Regions from separate parts of the Mus musculus genome. Here regions 1 and 3 are each linked to region 2. The links are chromatin loops, found by intact Hi-C in ENCODE. Cell type or tissue: left cerebral cortex. All regions are shown on one strand.

The links. Peaks named below come from ENCODE experiments on the same cell type or tissue, not always from the same donor. Only the 100,000 strongest peaks of a DNase experiment are listed, where the experiment ranks them.
Region 1: a loop joins it to region 2, with 4 times the contacts of the local background. A loop is called at or near these places in 10 of 42 quality-filtered maps.
Region 3: a loop joins it to region 2, with 2.1 times the contacts of the local background. A loop is called at or near these places in 6 of 42 quality-filtered maps.

What each region holds. Positions count from the first base shown.
Region 1 is chr6:5,381,580-5,384,079 of GRCm38, reverse strand. It overlaps a transcript of Asb4 not described here. Among named protein-coding and RNA genes, the nearest start is that of Asb4, 7.6 kb to the left of the region's middle. In left cerebral cortex, a CTCF peak has its summit at 1,363 (motif pointing right); DNase peaks (open chromatin) are centred at 248, 827 and 1,339; H3K4me3 peaks cover 606 bases.
Region 2 is chr6:4,901,970-4,904,469 of GRCm38, reverse strand. Gmfg-ps reads left to right here and starts at 1,256. Exons shown (of 5, transcript XM_030255708.1): 1 at 1,256-1,422. The coding sequence starts at 1,256. Ppp1r9a (protein phosphatase 1, regulatory subunit 9A) reads right to left here and starts at 1,495. Exons shown (of 16, transcript NM_001363809.1): 1 at 1,439-1,495. In left cerebral cortex, a CTCF peak has its summit at 1,550; DNase peaks (open chromatin) are centred at 250, 741 and 1,504; H3K4me3 peaks cover 1,769 bases; H3K27ac peaks cover 1,459 bases.
Region 3 is chr6:4,748,257-4,750,756 of GRCm38, reverse strand. All of the region lies in intron 1 of Peg10 (paternally expressed 10), which reads right to left. Among named protein-coding and RNA genes, the nearest start is that of Peg10, 2.2 kb to the right of the region's middle. In left cerebral cortex, a CTCF peak has its summit at 1,276; a DNase peak (open chromatin) is centred at 1,444; H3K4me3 peaks cover 945 bases; H3K27ac peaks cover 314 bases.

The sequences.
Region 1 (2,500 bases), 480 kb before region 2:
ACCCAGACCATCTGCCTTTCATATCGGGGTATTCAAACTGCATTTGTAACTAAATTCCCTTGAGCGTTTCCGGAGGCTCTTGGTTCCTGGCACAATGCTATATTTTCCCTTTCAAAACCCATCCTTAATGGGTGATGGACGTCAGAATAGCTAGATTGACACAAGCAATAACCGAGCCCTGGTCCACCTGAATTTTTCCTCCACCTAAATTTTGACAGACTATACATTTAATGTCATCTTTGACTGCGAAAGGCCGGGTTCTTCAGACAAAGCACGTCTGAGCCCGCAGTGGGGGCATCAGCTGTGTGCAGGGTCTCCTAGCAACTGCCCTTGCAGCCTTGTTTAAACACTAGCGCCGGCTTGTATTTCCACCCTCACACCAGCACACACTTCACAAAATCAACTCATGGGAATAATTCGCCATAATTCTGTCTCAATCAGAACACTGACCCCGCAATTGTACTCCAGGCAGCGTTTGCATTCTTTCTTTACCTCTGACAAATTTTTGAAGGCAAAGTATAGCTAGGGAAGAAAATTGCCCTTCATGTGGGAAAGAAATATGGCAGGCTTCTAAGCCTTCTTTCCTAAGATCCCAGGATGCCCTTTAGCCCTCAGAGTTCACAGAAACCAAGAAGCAGTTTACCAGTTGCAAAGATTCATCGATTTGATTTTACCTTTTGGGGTAGCACTTTGCGCATTTCCCTGGATATAATGTAAAATCGACATTCTTGCAGAGAATTTGTTTGGAGTGTATCATGCAAATGAAGCTGCAGGACCCGGGAAGAGTGGAGAGAAGGGTTGCATATTTTCTGTCTGCTTACAGATATTCTTGCTATAGAACGGCTGAATTGGAGCTGAGAAACAGTATCTTGTCAAACCTTGTCTTTTTAAGAAAGTACAGAGCCCACCTCCGTTGTTTGTTCCACTATGTTAATTACTGAGGAGAGTCAAATTTCAGTCCTTTACAAGTTTCCCCGCACCACGTTTTAGGATTCTTGTTTTGTTCTCTCTGCCTTGGCTGATTTACATGGATCGTAACAAGGAGGCAGCTAACAGGAATAAGCAAGGCTAACGCGTTCTACTGACTTTAAAGGAGTCGGGTTTGTGAGGACTTTCCGAGTGTGTAAAATGATCAGCGACTGATTATTTTTGCATGTGTTGGTTATTGATGCAGTAAGCAGATAATTGAGTCAAAAGCTGCACCAGAGTGCATCCCCTGGCAAGCATTTTAAGGATTCATGTTTTCGAAAGGAACCCACAGACACAGCCTCAAGCAGCAAAAGCTCTCTCTCACAGAGCCACACAGACCGTCCTCTGGAGGGAATCAGAGAGTGAGCGGTCTTGGCACACCCGGCCGCATGAGGGCAGTATTCCTTGAAAAATGAACCTGAAAGACCAGCTGCAAAATCTCTCAAAAATGGGAGAAATGAGCCAATGCAGATAAAAACGAGGTCTAGATGAAATCAAACGCAGATTTTAAAAATGTGTTTTAATCCATATAAACCATTATCCTTGCTGATTAAATTTTGCTTCGAGGATGAATTTCTCTGCTGAAATTTTACCATAGGTTTGCCTATGATTCTATAGAATCATTTCAAGATGTATGTCTAATAAATATAAAAGTAATTAAGGCTTGTCAGGGAGGAGTAGCCGCCCACCCACGATCCTTTGCTCCTACGTCACTGGTATTAAGAAGCGTTCTGTAAACGAACTAGACGTGTTTTCTTCTATATGTTTATTTCCCATACTCACTGTCATATACGTCTGTTTTGGGCTGTGGGAAAGCAAGACAAGCTTGCATCTCATGTTCAGAATTCTCCTCCTAGGTTGATGATATTCCCCATAATGCCAGAGCAAGCTTTCCTGAGTCCCTTCTAAAAAGGCACGAAGACACAGATGGAGGTTAAAACAGCAGCTACTGTCAGTCAAGGCCCCAGGCAAGACTGAGAAATCAAAGATATGCCCTCCTTTCCCTGTCTGATAATGTTGCTAGGTGGCCTTTGATAGCTCCAGGGCATAAAAGGGCGGGGAGCTTGTACTCCTGATCCGTCTGGCGTTTCTCCTGGGTGAATTTCTTTCTTCAGCATGACTATGAGGTTTTCAGGAGTGTTAGAAGGATGGTACATCAGTCACCAGCAAAGGCGACTTAGGAACAAACACCAACATGCTACAATAAATTGCCTTGGCTGAAAGCTATCTGATACATTTCTGGCTTGGCTGGAAGCCCTGCCTCCACATACCATAACTCAATGGCTATGGACTTGAGTTATTGCTGTATGCTACTGGGATCCACCAGGCTGAAGCCAAGAGACAGTGAATTGTAATCCAGATCTCAGTTCCTTCAGGTAAATGAAAGAAACCACACAGCACTACGATACAAAATGCAAATCTGGTCTATAGGAATCAAAACCAGAAAAGTTGGAAGGATGGGGCATTATAAAAGGGAGAAATTATATCAACTGGTTTGGGGGTTCGAGAAACACTTCACTGAAGAAATAGT
Region 2 (2,500 bases):
GAAGAAAAAAAAAAAAGTGAACGCCATGCATGTTTGCTGTCCTCCAGCCCACAGCTGGGTTTTCTACCAGGACGCCAGCAGCCCAACACTTCAGGCACTCAACGCAGTTCTAAACATTTTTTTTCTTATTATTCTGGTTTGTTTTGTTTTGTTTTAATGTTACACGGAACCACATCACGCTCACGCACCATCAGCTGAGAGAGCTTACACTTTCACTTAAATCAGCTCCAAAACTCGCTTCCTGGCCCAGCAGGCACGCATGCATGCATGCATGGCCCATGCAGGCAAACAAGAGAGGAGTGTGGTGCCTGTGGTTTGGGTTGGTTTTTGTTTTTGTTTTTTGTTTTTTGTTTTTGTTTTTTCCTTTATTTCTTTCTTTCCTTTTTGGAAAGCGTTGACAATGTCCTTTTTACCCATAAACACCCTCCCCTCTCCCCTAGCTGCACACCCCGCTCCCTCCCACCGCCAATTCAAGCACGAGGGGGCGGGGGCGGCGGGGGCGAAGGGGGCCGCCGGGGATTCAAAAACCTGCCCTCACAAAAGACAAACATAAATAACACCAACTTGAGAGGCAGCCGATTGATTTTCCCCAGCCCGGTTCGGGACGCCATCCCTCGGCCCCCGGGGCAGGGCCGGGAGAGCAGGTGACGCCAGGCGCTAAGGCAGGAGGAGGTCGCAGTCTAGCCTGGTGCCAAGAAGCACCTGAAGTCCTAACACATTGGCGGCGGCTCCGGGCCGCTGCCAGGCGGATCCCGGTCTGTGGCACCGGGGGAGAGACGAGCTCGCCGGCCACACTGGAGCGGAGGGAGAGCAAAGGCTAGGGTGACAATCACACGAATGCCTCTGCTTTTCCTCCCAGTGTGCCGGGGAAACAATAGATCCCGCAGAGGATCAAGCCTCCCTCCTCACCCTGGCGCTCCCGGACCGCAGTCCACCCCCACCCGCCCGCGGGTCCGCCTTTGTGCACGCCGCCGCGTCCCCGCGCTCCCGCCGCCCCGCCACCCGCACGCCGCCCCCTTACCGAGCGGCCCGGGCGGGAGGTCGGACTCCTTCGGCGCTCTTCCCCCCCGCCCCCCCGTGACCGTGCGGGGCTCGGCGCCGACCGTGTGCCCTCCGCCCGCTCGTCACGGCGCGGCGCGCGCGGCGGCCGCCTGCACTCGCGCCTCGGCCCCCCACGCGCGTCTTGCCCGCGCGGGGCGGCCCCGGGACGCGCGCTGCGCTCCCCCCACCCCCACCCCCCACCTCCACCCCAGCCATGGCGGCCCGGCCTGGGGACCCGACGCGCAAGCGGGCACCCTCGCCTGCGGCCTGGGATCGGGGACGCCGCTCGGCCCACGTGCGGGGCCCCCCACGCCGGGCCCTGAGGCCCGCGAGGCCCGATGGACTTAGGGATCAGGCCGCGGGGATGAGGAGGGCCCCGGGGTAACAGGTGCCTCACCTCGGCTGATGGGATTAACTCTAGGGCCGCAAAGAGAGGGAGCCCAGCAGCGAAATCCCAGGAGAGGGAGAGAGGGAGCCTCTGGCGGCCAACGAAGGGCGAAAGGCACCGGCCCGAGGCAAGGCCGCCCCACCCCCAAGACCGTGGGCGAGGGGGCTCTGGCACTTAGGGCAAGGCCTGTGCCTTCCAGATGCTGAGGACCCCACAGTCTGTGGTTAAGTCTGTGACCCCAGGCATCCAAGGCCTGGCCATGGCCTGGGCTGGCCTAGAAGGCCAAGACCTAGGCCCTAGTCTACTCTACTGTGGTGTCCACTGGGATGATCCAGCTGACCCTCAAGGCCACACTACTAGAAGGAAAGGGATGAAGAGGACTTTGGACTTTTCTTCTTGTATATCTTTTCTGTTCACACTCACTGGTTTTGCCCTGTTAAAAACTCTCACTACACCCTCTCCTCCCAAATAATGTGACAGGTTCCATACTCTTCTCCTTCATACAAAATGGACTTTGATGGTCAATATAGACCATTGATGTATCCAAAAGCCTTGTAGGGCACAGGTACCATTTTTGAAGAGTCAAAATTGTGTTTTTGCCACACGTATGTGAGGTGCACACATAATCCCAACACAGCCAAGACAGGAGAATTGAGTTTGTGGACACCCTATAATCCAGCCATTGTCTGGAGATACAGAAACAACAGCTGACCAATGGTGGCGCACGCCTTTAATCCCAGCAGAGAGGCAGAGGCAGATGAATCTTAGAGTTTGAGACCACCCTGGACAACAGAGTGAGTTCCAGGACAGCCAAGGCTATTCAGAGTAACCGAATCAGGAAAATAAAAATAAATATATAGTAGCAACAATAGCCTGAAATTGTGTGTGTGCATAGAAAAAGCTGCAAGATCGTGTAACCCTCTCAATACAGGCAATCTAGAAAGAGGCGAAAGTACTTAATATTCCATATAGCACTGAATGTTAGATTTAGAATTTCAGTAGCCATGGCAGGGGTCAGGCTACCGCCCTTCAGCCTGTCTGTTCAGTGCTGCCGCTCTTCAGCCTGTCTGT
Region 3 (2,500 bases), 150 kb after region 2:
TAATTTGCATATATTTTCCAATGTTTTGAATCTCTTTAATATGCAGATAAAATTCCCAAAGCAAAGCATGCATTTCAAGCTGTAATTATAAGCATATATTTCCCACAGATAGTTATACACTAGGGAGGGGCACTAGGAAGGCAGGAGATTGGGGGAGCAAAAGCCCCCTATTTCTCTCTTTAACAAAACTCTGGCTCATAGTAAATAATATGGAACCAGATTTTTTTTTTTTAATTTCTTCATTAATTTAGAAACATTTCTATTTGGCTTCTCTGTAAATTACACAGATGTTTAATTAAGCCAGTTGTAACCATTTCTGTCCTGCAATGTAACCACCCTGTTATATCACATGAATTTGAAATGTCAATATGTAGCATTAATAACCCACTTGCCCCAAATTTAAATTAGCTTTTTATGAAAAAAGCTAATTACTTGGGACACCAAATAATTAGCTTTTTATGAAAAAAGCTAATTACTTGGGATAACAAATAATTAGCTTTTTATGAAAAAAGCTAGTTATTTGGAATATAATTTAGTTGGTTCATATTATAATTACAGCTTACAATACTGAAGTTCAAAACCATACTTTTTTAAAAAGAAACTTTTAAATGTGTTTTCAAAAGGGCCAGCAACTCAACTCAGGACAGCAAAGCTCCTTAAGAAAAAGGAACAAAATTTCAAAAAACTTGAAGTCCCGCAGCAAGACAATGAATAATTAATTTATTCTGGCCATTTAACACACATTTAATAAATCCTTACTATGTGCCAAGCACACTTTACTATATGTAGGCAGGTCAGCCAGGGCTAATCACCTAGAATGTTTAAGAAATAACAAAAACAACAACAACAACAATGACAAACCTTTTCTATTCTAACAAACATCTCTCTCAGAAGCCAAGCCATGACACTAAAGCCCCTGAAAACTCCTAAGAAACACAGTGCTAGTCACCTCTGGCTTTGTATTTTCCAAAGCATTTAATTCCAGGAAGTCCAATGGTGTCTTGATCAAATAATTAAATATGAAAATATTTTTAAATTTAATTTTTAATTTAAAATAAGTAATTGCCTTCATTGCTTCAAGGCATCAGTTAGGCCTTTTTAAAAGTTCCCATATCCCCCACTATCAGGAGTTTTAATTGTGGGATCTTTTTATTTAATAATGCAATGCACTTATTAAAAGTGCTTATGCATGTTAGGTATACTTATTATTATTGTTGTTAATTATTCTTATTATTCTTCTATTTACTAGACACCTGTGGACAAAAAATAAAACCGCGCAACAGAGAAACCGCAGGGAGGCGGGGCTGTGCAGCCAGGCTCAGACAGGCAGAGGCGCACATGCGCACTGGAGGCAAACCTGAAGGGAGGGGTTGCAGCCCGCATTGCGCAGGCGCAAGCAGGCTGGGGGAAGGCGGGGCTCTGGGCCACCTTGGAGGAGCTCTGGGAGGAGCTGAACAGTAAGAGAGGCGGGGCCTTGGGGGCGGGGGCTAGGCAGGCCACCTCAGAGGAGGCGGGCCTTGGGGGTGGGGACCAGGTAGGCTGGCTCTAAGGCGTCAGCACTTGGGAGGTTGGGCCTGTGGAAGCATGTTCTGGAAAAGCGCGCGACAGGCGAGGCGCGCGGCCTCTCTGCAGATGAGGCAAGGCTAGATGGGCGGGGCAGGTCTGAGACTGGCTACAACAGGGCTGCAGAATGACTGCATGCCTCCCCCCGCCCCCCTACCTCCCCAGACCCCTCCCACCAGCTCCCAACCACCAGATCCCTTCCGTGCAGCAAGAGTGAATCCCCCACCTCCCACCGTCCCATCATCTCCCACCTCCCATCATCTCCCACCTCCCATCATCTCCCACCTCCCACCTTGGCTTCGTGCCCACCCAGAAAACCGGACAGTTTCCACAAACTGTTGCTGGACACCCATTCGTGTCCCCAAGTCCAGTGCACCGTCACCGTCACCTCAATCAATCACCACTAGACAAGGCAGGCCATTCCGCCATCTCCAAAATCCAGCACCCCTCCACTCCACTGCCATAAGCAGGAGTTACGTGGGCAGAATGTTAAAACCAATTTTGGCCTCCCAGGGCTCCATTTTGTTTACCACCAGCACCACCACCATCATGCAGATAGCCGTCCGACAGGAAAACGGAGCCAGTTTTGACCCGAAAGGTGAACTGTGTTGTCCCCTCACCAAGGAGAGATACGTTCTCTCGTCTTCCCAACGCTACTTTCTGTGTCACTTAAGAGGCTGCAGGTCTTATGCCTGTGCCGCAGTTTGTAGCGCATTTTCTAAATTCACTCTTGTTGCGCTTTTGCGTTTGGTTACTCTCCTGCAGCTTTCCAAATTGAATACGTGAAACACGAATCGGTTTTGGGTATCACCGTAGTTCGGGCTGGTTTGTGGCGCATGAAGCGCCCCGTTCGCCCCGTTCACAGGTTCGCCTGTTCGCCCGTTTCATTTGCTCGTTCGTACGCTGAAGCGCATGAAGCGCCCATTAGTACAGTGAA